Regions from separate parts of the Mus musculus genome. Here region 1 is linked to region 2. The links are chromatin contacts, found by Hi-C or POLR2A ChIA-PET in ENCODE. All regions are on one chromosome and are shown on one strand. Each heading gives the region's core, a stretch centred on a gene start or an enhancer-like site at or near the end of the contact. The rest is flanking DNA. Distances are from core to core; before and after follow the strand shown. Region 1 overlaps Sdk2 (sidekick cell adhesion molecule 2). Region 2 overlaps Sdk2 (sidekick cell adhesion molecule 2).

The links. A loop is a pair of places that touch in the nucleus more often than their neighbours do. ChIA-PET counts read pairs that join two places held with the same protein, here RNA polymerase II (POLR2A).
Region 1: a map of left cerebral cortex shows a loop between it and region 2 (1.8-fold over the local background). The contact joins two enhancer-like sites. A Hi-C loop is called at or near these places in 3 of 37 maps with a recorded cell type or tissue (T-helper 17 cell and left cerebral cortex). POLR2A ChIA-PET finds 5 or more read pairs at or near these places in 3 of 5 experiments (Patski and embryonic stem cell).

What each region holds. Positions count from the first base shown.
Region 1 is chr11:113,808,088-113,815,047 of GRCm38, reverse strand. Sdk2 (sidekick cell adhesion molecule 2) reads left to right here. Exons shown (of 45, transcript NM_172800.3): 37 at 4,533-4,719. Among named protein-coding and RNA genes, the nearest start is that of Gm51930, 7.4 kb to the right of the region's middle. Within about 2 kb of position 4,349, at least 2 of the 3 ENCODE cell types and tissues checked have a DNase peak (open chromatin) inside an H3K27ac peak, as active enhancers do.
Region 2 is chr11:113,773,648-113,781,464 of GRCm38, reverse strand. It overlaps Sdk2 (sidekick cell adhesion molecule 2), which reads left to right. Exons shown (of 45, transcript NM_172800.3): 45 at 322-1,293. The coding sequence ends at 675. Among named protein-coding and RNA genes, the nearest start is that of Gm39468, 8.6 kb to the left of the region's middle. Within about 2 kb of position 3,909, at least 1 of the 3 ENCODE cell types and tissues checked has a DNase peak (open chromatin) inside an H3K27ac peak, as active enhancers do.

The DNA of each region.
Region 1 (6,960 bases), core at 3,100-5,599, 33 kb before region 2:
CCTGAGCCAGGATCAAGGCACAGCGGCTCCTGCTTCTGCTCTCTCAGCGATTATTCCTACCTACACACACACAAACACACACACATCACACACACTCACACACACACACTCACACACTCACACACACACACTCACACACATACACACACACACACACCACACACTCACACTCACACACACTCACACACATACACACACACACACACACCACCTCCTGATTTATCCAGCAAGGGCAGCGGGTAGAGTTTATTAAGGACTTTCTTGAGTTGTAACCAACAAGATATAAATACTAATGCTAAGGCTTAATTAAGACTCTTCTTAGGGGGCTGGTGAGATGGCTCAGCGGGTAAGAGCACCCGACCGCTCTTCTGAAGGTCCTGAGTTCAAATCCCAGCAACCACATGGTGACTCACAACCATCCGTAAGGAGATCTGACTCCCTCTTCTGGAGTGTCTGAAGACAGCTACAGTGTTCTTAGATAAGCCCATACCCAAATAGATAGGCTTTTCTTATTCTTTCTCAATCATTTGGTTCTCTCATTACAATCATTTCTGAATCACTGTTCTCAAAATCTGTTAATAAATTGTGATTTTTATGAAAAGTCAAAAAAAAAAAAAAAAAAGAGGTGACCATTGGAAGTAACAGGTGCCAATCAGCTTGGCTTGACAGTGGGCCCAGTGGATGGGTATGAAAACATCAGAGGGCTTGGGGTAGGGCTCAGCTGGGAGAGTGGCTAGCATTCATGATTCCTGGGGTTTGACCCTCTGCAGGCATAAAGCAACAGGCGTAGGGGCCTCTACCTGTAATCCCAGCACTTAGGAGGTAGAGGCAGGAGGGTCAGCTCCAGGTTGCCCTTAGTCACTTTGTAAAATCAAGGGCGGCTGGGCTATGTAAGTCCTGCTTCCAAAAAAGGGTAAGTAAATAATAATAACAACAGGTTGGCCAGAGAGAGGTGCAGTGCTGATCAAGTGCTTCTGAGCGTGCTTAAGGCCCTGGGCTCTGTTTCTAGCACTATAAGCAACGAGAGAGAGAGAGAGAGAGAGAGAGAGAGAGAGAGAGAGAGAGAGAGAGAGAGAGAGAGAGAAGAGGGGCTGGAGAGATGTCTCAGCAGTTAAGAGCACTGACTGCTCTTCCAGAGGTCCTGAGTTCAATTCCCAGCAACCACATGGTGGCTCACAACCATCTGTAATGGGACCTGTTGCCCTCTTCTGGGATGTGGATAGCAACAGTATACTCACATTCACAAAATAAATAAATAAATCCTAAAAAAAAAATCCTCCTTCCCTTCCCTCACTCCCTTTCTCACAACAGTCTCGGGTTTGGCTTAGAGATTGTTGTCCTCTAGCAGTAATCAATAAATCTTTTTTTAAAAAGAAAAAAGAAAGGAAAGAAGAGAGAAAAAAGAACATTAATTATATATCTTAATTCTATTAAATTTTCGTCAACTATACGTCAGAAAAGTGATTAAAGGGGAAACGGGCTGGGAATAAAAACCAAGAGTTAAGAAATGGGGTCAGGGGCTGGTGAGATGGCTCAGTGGGTAAGAGCACCCTACTGCTCTTCTAGACTGCTCTTCCGAAGGTCCAGAGTTCAAATCCCAGCAACCACATGGTGGCTCACAACCATCCATAACAAGATCTGACTCCCGGGCTGGAGAGATGGCTCTGTGGTTAAGAGCACTGACTGCTCTTCCAGAGGTCCTGAGTTCAATTCCCAGCAACCACATGGTGGCTCACAACCATCTGCAATGGGGTCCGATGCCCTCTTCTGGTGTCTGAAGACAGCTACAGTGTACTTACATATAAATAAATAAATCTTAAAAAAAAAAAAAAAAAAAGAAATGGGGTCAGCGTCATCTGCTGCCGCTCCAGCCACTTCCCCCCATGACATGTCTGTTGGCCTATGTATCAACCATGAGTGAGGTGTCTGGGACACAAAGGAGCCAGATGGGCCAGGGTGCCTGCCCTCTGGAGCCCATAGCCTGGGTTCAGTACATACTCACTTCCCCATGAGTGGGTGCTCTACCAATCAATCATGTCACCTTGGGGACCAGGATCCAGCCTCAGCCCTTGTCCCTTTTACTGTGTATCCTCATCTAACAAAGGTCTACTGACAGCAAGCAGGCAGCCTGCTTCTGTATGTCCTACACCTTGGCACTGCCCTGCCCAATGCCCTCCCCAGCCATTGACCCTGTCTCCCCAACAACACCAAGTATCTCCCTCTAGGACCAGTCATAGGCAGGCCATAAAGGCATTCTGAAATTTGTTTCTTCTTTTGTTCATTACTTAGTATTTTCATATGTTTATGTGCTTGTCTGCATGAGTTCATGTGCACCACAGGGACCCAAGGAGGCCAGAAGAGGGCATCAGATCTCCTAGAACTAGACACATAGGAGCTTCTAAGCCACTAGATGGGTGCTGGGAACCAAACCCAGGTCTTCTTCAAGAGCAGTCAGTGCTCTTAACCACTGAGCCACCTCTCCAGTCCCTTATTTCCTCTTTTAAAAAAAATTATTTATTTATTTATTTTATGTGCACTGGTGTTTTGTCCACATCTTGTGTATATCTTGTGTGAGGGTGTGTCAGATCTTGGAGTTATAGACAGTTGTGAGAACCCGGGTCCCCTGCAAGAACAGTCGGCGCTCTTGACCACTGAGCCATCTCCCCAGCCCCTTGTCTCCGTTCCTAATGCCCTTTCCTGACCTCGCGGTTTTGTTCACATCTCATTATGTCCTTGTTGGGTCTCTTTGCTGGAGGATTCATTCAAAGGCTTCTCCCATGATACAGGGACATCGCTAAACGATAAAGTGCTTGCTGACCAGTTTGCTGTGTTCTGGTGAGACACGGGCACGAGACAGTCTACATAGAACTCAGGCTCCATCTTCAGCGGAGGGAGAGAGACCCTCCAGCAGAGGGCAGGAAGGAGGGAAGAGCTGGAAAGAAGGAAACCAAAGACAATCTCCCATAGTCTCTGCCCCGCTCAAGCTGACTCTCTACTCTCTTTTCCAAACCCAACCCCAAGTACGTTCTCATCTTCACCGTTCCTCCAAATCTCACACTGCTAAGGCTGCTGATAAATCTGCCCTGTTCTTCATCAACCGGTCACAAGCTTCGCCCAGCCTGTCTCCACAGCACCGTGCCTCACCCAGTTGAGACATGACATTCCCCTGCCTGTTTCTCCTCACACAGCCGTCACCCCTCCTCGGCCTCCCCTACCGTTCCAGCTACCCCTGCATTTCCACAGAGGCCCTGGAAACCCCTCTATCCCTCTCCTCAGGCCAGGAGAATCCAACAGTTCTCTGACTGTCTTCGCCAAGCTGCTGATGCTCAGGGCGTGTGCAGAGCTGTAGAGCTAGCCTTGAGCTCTTCCCCAAACGATGAATCCAGGAGACTGCTTTGTGGCTGTTGCGTTCTCATAGTCAGTGGATGCGTGGGTGATTTTATGAATGGAGACCTCAATTCCCCGTATAAAAAGATTTTTTAAATGGAAGCAAGGCAGTAGAGAAGCAAATCTTTTGTAGTAACAAGATGTCCTGACTGCCTCTGCACACGCTGGGGGTGGACACTTTTATTAGCTCTTTCCTACTTTTATTGGTATGGAGGAAAGGAAACTCCAATAGCGTTCAGAACCCTCTCTGGCCAGCAGAGGGAGCCAAATGATCGTCAATCCTGTACAGGGTTTGGGATGCCAGGCTGTATGTAGCAGAATACCAGCTCTTAATGTAATTTGAGAGTCTTCGATGCGTGTTTAAAAGCACTAACCATGCTCATTATAGAGTGCCCGGAGGCTCCACGAAGCTCCTGCTGCACTGAGGACTTAAAATCCTCCACAAGCGTGTAACAATACCCTTAGAAGCTGGCCAGTCCTTACGGCCTGCAGTCTTCTTGCTCGCCCCGGAAAGCGGGTGTCCTTAAGCCCTCTGCAGCTGACCAAGTCACAGGCCTAGCAAATGGTGCCATCAAGAGTTGAGCCACAAACCGAATGCCACCTCTGTCTAGCCTGCACCAGACTTTTCAGACTTTGATCCACGATTATCAGATTGGATTGCGCATATGCACCACCAGGAACTTTATTTACAGCGGGAGCTTTTTACAGGGGCCTTAGCAGCTGAGGCTGCCTATGTGGCACACGGGGCAGAGCTGAGGCTCTCTGCTCCTCACCAGTGCCCTGGCATTGCCAAGCTGTTAGCCCTTGTGCCCCACACAGTGGAGCAGAGCCCATGATTGCTCCCGCCTCTCCAGCTCAGGCTGGTGAGATGCAGGTTCCTATTGAGGCTGACACGCCTGTTACATGGGACAGATGCCAACCCCAGAGACACAAGATACACAGGGGATGACGCTTACAGACGATCGGAGGGTCGGTATTGACTACAAAGTGAAAAGTTCCCGAATCCTTCTTAAATAGCTCTTAGCTACTTCCATATTGTTTCCTGGTTGAAAGCAGGGGTGTCTTTGAACCCCCGAGATGGGCAGGGGCGGAGGGGAGGCCTGATGTCTTCGTCCCTCTCATCCCACAATCTTTGGTTCCCACAGATTTATTTCTGGGAAGTCCAACGGAGGAACCTCACAGAGAGGGTGAAGACTCTCTTCTTGGCTGAGAACAGCGTGAAACTCAAGAACCTGACGGGCTACACAGCCTACATGGTCAGCGTGGCAGCCTTCAATGCTGCGGGGGATGGGCCGAGGAGCACCCCGACCCGGGGCCAGACTCAGCAAGCAGGTAGGGAGAAGTCTCTTGGGGAGGTCAGGGTTTGGGGGACAAACTGGTGTCCACGTCTGGTGTCGGAGCTTTCACGCAGCCGGGGAACTGGGTTCGGATACCCAGGCCCCACTTCCAGATGCCCTGTGGAAAGAAAAGCCCAGCCTGCAAAGAAGGCTCTATGTGTCCATAAAAAAAAGAAAAGAAAAGAAAGAAAAAAAGAAACTCTCACTGGGAACCTTGAGAAAGTCCCCAGATCTCACCTAGCCTGTTCTGCCCACCTTGTCTCAGCTTTTGGGACAGCCGCCACTCCCCGCCCCTGTTTGGCTTTCTCCTCCTTTCTTGTCTCCTTGCCTTTGCTCAGCACACCCCGCGTTCATTGTCTTCTGTGAGCCCACACTTTTGCTTCACACTGGTGATGAAACAATGATTTTTTTTTTAAAAGTAAGTCTGTGTCCTGCTGAGGCCAGGGGACAGGACATAAACAAGCACAGCACAGATGAGCTGGCTGGGGGGTAGGGGGAGCTAAGGGGAGCAGGGTGTGGTTCACAAGATGGCTGGCTACACCTGAGCTGAGCTTTGAGCCAGAGGAGACCAGCTGTGGGAAGTTCTGGAGACAAGCAGGAAGCCGGAAGCAGGATTCCTGTCAGAAGGACCAGCAGGTGCAGAGGCCAGGAGGCTGGAGGGGATTCGAGGGACAGACCCCGGTGTTGACAAGAGAGGTGGAGTGAGGCCCGATTCCCAAGGGTCTGGAGAACAGGATTTGTGTTGAGTGTGATGGGGAGACTCAGAGGGTTGGAGCGGTTAAGAATTAGAACTCTGCCTCAGTGGTTAAGAGTACTGGCTGAGCTGGGCAGTGGTGGAACACACCTTTAATCCCAGTACTCAGGAGGCAGAGGCAGGCAGATTTCTGAGGCTAGCCTGGTCTACAGAGTGAGTTCCAGGACAGCCAGGGCTATACAGAGAAACCTTGTCTCAAAAAAAAAAAAAAAAAAAAAAAAGCACTGGCTCTTAAAAACCCGGGGTTCAATTCCCAGCACCCACGTGACAGCTCGTAACTGCCTGCTACTCCAGTTTCAGGGGACCTGATACTCTCACACAGGCATGCAGGCAAGCAAAAACACCAATGAACATGAAATAAAAATAAACAAATAAAATTTTCAAAAGGGCGGATTTCTGAGTTCGAGGCCAGCCTGGTCTACAAAGTGAGTTCCAGGACAGCCAGGACTATAAAAAGAAACCCTGTCTCAAAAAACCGAAAGAAAGAAAGAAAGAAAGAAAGAAAGAAAGAAAGAAAGAAAGAAAGAAAGAAAGAAAGAAAGAAAGAGAAAGGAAGAAAGAAAGAAAGAAAGAAAGAAAGAAAGAAAGAAAGAAAGAAAGAAAGAAAGAAAGAAAGAAAGGGAAAGGGAAAGGGAAAGGGAAAAAGAAATAAAAAGAAAAACTGGCTCTGCCTTCTGGGCTGAGTCTGGAGGAGATGACAGAGAGAGGTGGGGACTAGATCCAGGCAGGATGGAGGAAGGAGAGAGGGGACAGATCCCCTTGTCCTGAGGTGTCCAAAGCCACTTTTTGGTCAGTGTCACACTGGATTCCCCTAGAATTCCCAGGGAGTAAGCAGTGTAGTGTCTGTCTAACAACAGGGGTTAGAGTCACCCCAGAAAATAGGCTTTTTGCTCCTGATCCCCTGGTAAGGTCATAGGGGAAAGGGCAGATGCTGGAACCAAGGCAGATCTGAGATCTGAGAGAATTCAGGATCTCTCTCTCTCTCTCTCTCTCTCTCTTCCCCCGTGTGTCAACCCTCAAAGCCATGAATTTCATATCTGCAGTTTCAACCAACCAAGAAAGGAAAATATTCCCCAAAATTGCGTCTGTCTGGGTGCAGCAGCACAGACCTTAAGAGGTGAAGCCAGGAATGGGCAAGAGCCAGGGCTCAGAGATGGCTCAGCATTGCTGTTCTTCCAAGAGACTGAGTTCCATTCCCAGAACCTACATTAAGTGTCTCACAACCACCTCGAGCCTCAATTCCAGGGGACCCAACCCCCTTTGTGCTGGCCTCCATGGGCATGGGCGCTGGTGTGACACACACACAGAGACACACATGCACATAAATGAAAAGAAAAGTAAGCCTTTAAAGTCGATCAGAGCCACCTTTAGCTACACAGCAAGTTCGAGACTGCCCTGAGCTAAGGGAGAATGCCTCAAAAGGCAAATAAGCAAGTGAAAATGTATCTATGCTGAAGACAGACAGCACCAAATAACAAATGT
Region 2 (7,817 bases), core at 2,660-5,159:
GGTTGGGGTAGAGGCCGGCCATGAGCATGTGGAATGGGGGTGGGGGGAGGGAATGGGAGAGAGGGGGAAGGGGCAAGAGGAAGGAGCTGGAGCAAGAAAGCAAGAGCAAGAGAGAGCAGAGGGGGCGAGCAGCCCCTTTTATAGTGAGTCAGGCACACCTGGCCGTTGCCAGGTAACTGTGGGGCGGAGCTTAGACAAAATGCTAACAGACAGTGTTGAGATCAATACTCTCACTTGAAAGAGGCAGAGCAGAGAATGGAGCCAGAATGTTCTGTGCCTTTGAGTCCTGACCTCACTAACACCCCGATTCTCTCCTCCTAGGGAAGTGACAGCGAGTACGAAGTGGACACGAACACCCAGAAAGCCCACTCCTTTGTCAACCATTACATCAGTGACCCCACATATTACAACTCTTGGCGGCGCCAACAGAAAGGCATCTCTCGGGCCCAGGCCTACAGCTACACAGAGAGTGATTCCGGCGAACCTGACCACGTCACTGTCCCCAACAGCAACAGCACCCAGCAAGGCAGCCTCTTCCGGCCCAAGGCCAGCCGGACTCCAACGCCCCAAAACCCCCCGAATCCCCAGAGTCAGCAGAGCACCCTCTACCGTCCCCCCAGCAGCCTCGCCCCTGGCTCTCGGGCACCCATAGCTGGGTTCTCATCCTTCGTTTGACATCAAAAGAGGAGAAAGAATGGGGAGAAAAAAGAGACACCAAAATCTTCCTTTGCCGCCTCCCAAAACGCCTGCCAGAAAACACACAAGAAAACCCCACCAAGACATCGACTCAACGTTTCACCTCCCAAGTTTATTTTTCCAGAGATTCCAGGGCCAGCAAAGCCGGGTTGGAGGACGGGCGGAGGGAGAAGAAACCCACAGGCGGACTTGGATACACGTGACCTGCAATGGCTTCACATCCTTGGGGTCCACTTTGCAGTGTGGAGGGCTGGAGACCAGATAGTCTCACTTCTGCCGAGGACAGAGGGGCTTGGGGCCCTGGAGAGAGTGAGCCATAAGGCAGGTGGGGCTGAGGGATCTGAAAGCTTCTAGAGATGCAGATGGCTTCACCCCTCACACTTGTGCTAGATCTCTGGGCTTGCGATCTTTGCCCCTCTGCAAAAAGGATGGGTGCGCTCAGAGGCGAAGCCTGCCTGCTGTCTCTGGCTCTTCGTGGCCTTGTCACCCCCCTTCCCTGCCTCGGCATCCCCCAAGGGCTCATGGCCCTCGTACAACTTCTTCACCAAGCATTTGGCTTATTTTGGAAGAAAAAAGAAAAATCAAATGGTAAGAATCAATCCACTTAGCAACTTCCTTGTTCCTACAAAACAATTTTTTTTTTTTTAATTATAAGTTCAAAGAAGAGGGCCTAAGGGTTGGGAGAGAAAGAATCCCTCCACAGCCACATAACTGAGCCTCCTGTTGCTTAGATTCACCTCCCAGAATGCTGATAAGGAAAGGTAACATCTGGGGAGTGGAGACCCAAGGTGCTGGCTCCACGCTAAGGGATGCTTCAGGGAGATGTCCTGCAGGAAGTCAGAGACGCAAGAATAAAGCCTTGACTGTTCCTTCTGACCCACCAGCCCAACACTAAGAGAAAGGAAACAAAGGGTTGGGGGCGGTGCCTAGGATAGGAAACTCAGCGCACCCAGCCTCGCAGGAGGAAGGTTGTATGTATGTTCAGATTATCACTTTCCTATGAATGTACACCTTCCTGCTAGCCCATGCAGCTGCCCCATGAACTCGGAGGAAAAGGGGTCCAGGGGCTCCTCTTAAGAGGATATCCTGGAACTCTTCTTGCCCAACAACTTTCTCACTTTAAGACCTGTGTAGCCCCGCCCTCTGTCTCTACCACAACATACAGGGGCCCAGAGGGGCGGTCCAGTCCCTGGTCCTGAGGCTTTATAAAGAATCAAAGGTCATAAGGTTGTGGGTCCCGTGTCTGCTCTACCACAGGGCATGACCGCTTGGGGAAGCAGAACGCAGGGAGACTGCACTCATCCCACGCCATCATCGCAGGGCGGGTGCTGGGATGCAGGGAAGTCCCGGGACACCCCTAGCGGGGAGGGGGAGAAGAAGTGCAGTCTGAGGAGTGGGGCAGCCGGTCTCTGGGGCTTCTAGCCTTAGTTCAACCGAGGACCACGCTACCTTTCACGGTCCACTTCCCCACAAAAGGTCACTTCAACTCCCCCTAACAGCTCCCAGGCGGGGTTCAGTGAAGGCAGGGCTGGGAAGGACCAAAGAAGGGCCAGCTGGGAAGCCTTGTCCAAACTGCACACAGCAATTGAGATGCGTGGTCAGCCCAGCCAGGAGAGGCGGGTCAGATAGCATCAAGGGACAAGAATAGCTGATGGAAGGAAAGCTGTTCCTCCCAGGAAAGTTCTGTAAATAACCATGGGGGACCTGAGCTTCTCATCAGCTTTGGCCTTCCAGGCCTTCCAACTCCAGGATTTGGGGAGGTGGTTTTCTGATGTCCTGGGTTGACTTAGGCCCTTGGGGACAGTAATCAGCCTAAAGCTCGCCCTACTGCTGGAAATGCTTGGCTGCCTCCTTCATAGGCTTCACTGGGGCATGTCCAATTCAATAAAGGGTCAGAGTTGCTGGGAGTCGGCAGAGCAGTTACTGTTGGCCTTGTTGAGAGGCCCTAGTGGAGAACCTGAAGCCATTCTCAGCAGTCTCTAGTCCCTGCTAATTCTCACTGTGCAGAGAAGCCAGGGTCAAAGCCCGAGTTAAGAACATACTTGAGCCGGGCATGGTGGCGCACACCTTTAATCCCAGCAATTGGGAGGCAGAGGCAGGTGGATTTCTGAGTTTGAGGCCAGCCTAGTCTACAAAGTGAGTTCCAGGACAGCCAGAGCTATACAGAGAAATCCTGTCTCAGAAAAAAAAAAAAAACATACTTGAGTATTAATGTGGTCTCTCCTCCCTACACACCTGACCCCTGGGATATTGTAAGAGAGATGTGGGAAGCCAGCTCAGCAGGCAGGTGACCCATCTGCTGGGAGTGAACAGTTTGCTTTTCACAGTGACTTCTCTTAGGCAGATGCGAAGGCTCTTAAGCCAGGAAGCACAGCCTTGTCCCCAAAGGACTACAAATTGGCAGAGACCTTGCCCCTCCAGGGACACAGGTTTCCCAGGGCTACCTTGACCTTTGTCAGTCAGCTGGACCCCAGCCCCCGCAGCATCTGACATCGCCAAAGCCGCACATCCGCAGAGGCAGGGGCTGCCTGAGTTCACACTGCCACGCTCACTGTCCGTCTGTCCCTTGTGTCTTTTTAAAACAACTCCCATCTTTTTTTTTTTCTTTTTTCCTCTGTCTTCGGAGGCTTTAACCATTTAAGGATGTTGTGAGTTTACATTAGGGAATTATCAGCCCAGCCCAGCCCAGCCCAGCCCAGCCCAGCCCAGCCCAGCCCAGCCCAGTGAGGGAGCTTTAAAGAGGAAGTGGGAATGTGTTTTTAAAAAAATCATTTGTGTGTGTGTGTGTGTGTGTGTGTGTGTGTGTGTGGTGTTGCACAGGAGGCCAATTTTCCTTTGCCTTTAACAAATCACCTTGTGCACTGAGGTCCTCCATGTGTTCATTGGAACCCGTGCTGGCATCCTTGGGCACAGACCCACTTGGGCTTGCATATAAGCATATAAAGATATGCACAGAGCATACATCTATGTGTGCTAACATAGGGGCTCTTGGCAATGCCCTCTGACGGCCCCTTGGCTGTCTCTCATCCTCAGGAGGCACGGACAGCCTGGGTCACTTGCACTTGGGGTATTTGGTGAGACCTATTACCCAAGCAGCTGAGCACATTACAAGCTACAACTCGGAGATGAGCCTAGGGTGAGAGCCTCTGTTTAGGCACTGCCTGCCAGGGGTGTGGGGGGGAATTATTAGCTACACAGCCACAGCCACAGCTGGACACCCAGTAGGTGTCCAGCTGCGGAACTCTAGGTTGTTCAATGAGATCTTTTGGCCTATGTTTACATTTCTGCTGGGCACTGGAGCATCCCAAGAACTCCACCTAGACACCCCACCATATTCTAAGGGTATGGCAGGCGGGCACCGACCCTGGGTAAGGGGAAGCTTTCATTTTCCTGAGCCTGTGAGGCCAGGGCTGTTGTCTTGTGACTATGGGGAACAAGGTCACAGAAGGACACGCCTAGCCCTCTTGCTGTTGCCTCTCTGTGCCCTGAGGAAATCTGCCCTGTATTCAGGAGCCCACACTTAGCACGCTGGGACGGCTCTCTCCTCTCCTGGCAGCGCCTGCCTCCTGCATTCTTGCAGGCTCTGCTCCCAGATTGCCAAGACTAACCAAATAGCTGCTCTGGGTTCCAGGAGCATCTTCCTCCGGAGAGCAACAGGGAGTTTACAACCCCCGCGCTGTTGCCTCTCCTTTCCCCTCTCCACCACAAACCTGACACTGCCCGTGAATCAGAGGGAACAAGGACACAGCTAGGCTGCCTTGCCAGCCCTTGCTTTTAGAGGCCTTCTGTCATTGCTGTCCATGACCGCCCTGGACAGCATTTCTAAAGGTGCCAGAACCTCACATTAGACTGCCCCAGGCAGGGGTTCCCCTCGCCTTCTCGAGAGGCACACAGTGAAGGTGCCACCATATTCGTGCAGCCAGCCAGCTGGACCATCACTGGGGGAAAGAGGGGACCCACAGACAGCCACCACCAGCTCCTGAGTGCCTCTGTGGTCCCATACAGGGACACCCACCCTAACCAACACCTCGAGCACAGGTGCCCCACCCCCTTGGGACAACCCCCACCTTTCTGTTTCCATAAAAAGACAAATCCAAAGCATTTAAGTGTGTTCCTTCCTCCACCCATATAGACTCCCAAAACAAAACTCGGTACAAATCTTTATTTTTTTGATTTAAAAGCTATAATGAAAAATTATAGGGAGAGTATTCATTATGGCAGGTGTCTATCTGTAAGAAAAATAAATATATCTATATGTCATATAGCTTGTTAGCAAGTTTATTTTTTAAATGAAAGGTAAGAAAGAAATTGATTTGAAATATATACCGCCAGAAGTCCTATGTCCTGTCAAACTGTCAGTATTTTATAAATAAACTTTTTTTTTGGAGTTCTGAAGCGGCAGTCATTCTTTTCCTTGGTGCAAATTCCTCAAACATGTGTTTCTATCTCTAGCCTTGTGGGGACTGTGCAGAGCTAGTCCGGAGCTGGGCTCATCTGCCCTCTTAGTTCATCAGCACGTGGTATCTATACTTTTAGAGTGGCACATAGTGAAGGTACCACCATATGTGTGTGTGTGTGTGTGTGTGTGTGTGCGTGTGTGTGTGTGTGCGTGTGTGCAGCCAACCAGCTGGACCATCAATGGGGGAAAGAGAGGACCGAAAAAGTCCTGCTTGAGGCTGAGCAGAGCTCCAAGGTAGAACTTCAGCCCAACATGCAGAGGCTCTGAGTTCAATCCTTAGCAGCAAAAGAAGAAAAAGAAAGAATGAGTTATTTTAAGTTTGGGAGATCAGAGCCCCTCAGATGTCTGATGCAACTGTTAATGGTCAATTAACTGATGGTAGCATGGGAGTGGGACAGGGGCCTCAGTGGTTTAGAGCACCCCAGTTCAGTTCCCAGCACCTACATCATAGGGCTGCCCACAACTGCCTGTAACTCCAGTTCTAGGGGATCCAATTCCCTTTTCTGGCCTCCACAGTTGCCCATGTACACACACACATACACACACTCACACATGCACACACACACACACACACACACATGCACACACACACACACTCACACACAAATGCACGCACACACACAACAAACACTAATAAATAAAATTTAAAATAAACATGTATAATAATGACAACATTAAGAAGTGACACATTGATACCACACTCTAAGGGGTCAGACGGTCACTTGATATGCAGAACCTGACAAAGCCCGAGTGTAACAGCCAAGGAAGGGGATAGGCACAGAGAGCCTTTTAAGAGGCTTGCTCTCCAGAAGCAGATGGGGGCAGAGCCAGGATTCGTCCTAAGGAACCAGTTTGACTCTGGAGGTACACACACTCACAGATCTGGTAAGACAGCTCCTTGCTAGGTTTTGACCATTACAAATCTAGCACCTAGGTGCAACCAAGGCTGTTTTTAGTGTTTGCTGTAGGACTTTTGGGTGGGCATTTTATTTACTTTTTAACCTTTTCCCTCCAGAGTCTTACTTCCCAGACTGCCCTGGAAATCACAACAATGTTCCTGCCTCAGCATCCCAAATGCTTGGATTATAGACTGTTAGACTGATCAAAATACATTTACCAGCACATTGGAGACAGAGATAGTCAGGTCTCCATGATTTCAAGATTAGCATGGTCTGTCTGTACAGTGAGTTCAAGGCCAGCTAGTGAGGGCTTGTCTAAAAAAAAAAAAAAGATATATATGTAGACTAAATATGTTAGTTTTACTTAAAATGCACAGTGTAAATTCATTCACTATGCTGTTGGTATTGAGCCATGACATTACTCGCTTTCTGCAAGTTGGCAGTTCTCTAGGATCATCTCTTTGCATAAATCTCATCTATTTTGCATAAATCACACTTGCAAGGCAACATTAGTGCGTCCCCTTTTTGCTTTTTCTTCTTTTCTTTCCTCCTCTTCCCACTCTTCTTCCTTTTGTTTCATTTTAGATTTGTAGTTGTTTTTAGAAATAGTTACTTTGTTTTATGTGTACCGGTGTGTTTTTTGCCTGCATGTCACTGTGCGCACAATGTATGTGTGATGCTCTCGGAGGCTAAAGAGGACGTTGGAGCCCCTAGAGCTGCAGTTATAGATGGTTGTGCCCTGCCATGAAGGTGTAAATAATCCACCCTGAGTCCTCTAGAAAAGCAGTCAGCACTGTTGACCACTGGGCCATCTCTCTACCAGCTTTTCATTTCTTTTTTTTTTTTTTTTTTTTTTTTTTTTGGTTTTTTTCGAGACAGGGTTTCTCTATGTAGCCCTGGCTGTCCTGGAACTTACTCTGTAGACCTGGCTGGCCTCGAACTCAGAAATCTGCCTGCCTCTGCCTCCCGAGTGCTGGGATTATAGGCATGTGCCATCAACGCCTCATTTCTTGAGTCTGTATTCTCAGATGGCCTTGAATTCAAAGCTGTCCTTGGGTTTCAACTTCTGTGTGAGGAGATTACAGAGGTATACTAAGATTTGTTTGTTTGTTTAAAACAAGATCTTACTCTGTAGCCCAGGCTGGCCCAGAATTCAGTGGGTAGGTCAGCCTAGCCTGAAGCTCATAGCAATTCTCCTGCCTCATCGTCCCATGCGCCAGGATTATAGGCATGAACTCTCATTCCCAGCTTGAGTTTCTATTTAACTGGGTATGGTAGTACATGCATTTAATCCCAGTGGTCTAGAGGCAGAAGCAAGCATAACTCATAACTTTGAGTTCAAGGCCAGCCTGATCCACATAGCAAGTTCCAGGCCTGCTAGGATTACATAGTGAGGTCATAACGCCAACCCCTCAGAAAAGAAGAAACTAAAAACCGTAAAAATAAAAAATAAGTGTGTGTGTGTGTGTGTGTGTGTGTGTGTGTGTGTGTGTAAATGTGCACATGGCATGACACATGCGCATTGGTTAGGGAATGACTTCTCCTACAGTTTGGGTCCAGGGTATTGAACTCAGATCATCAAAGTGGCTTTAACCACTTTGGCCTACCTGAGTTTCTCTTTCTTAAAGTCTGGGTCTTTTTTCTTCTCCTCTTCCTCCTCCTCCCCCACCTCCTCCCCTCTTCTTCCTTTCCCTCTCCTCCTCCTCCCCTCCCCCCCCCCTTCTCCTTCATGTTCCTCTATTAAGCCATGAGTCCCTGGGGAG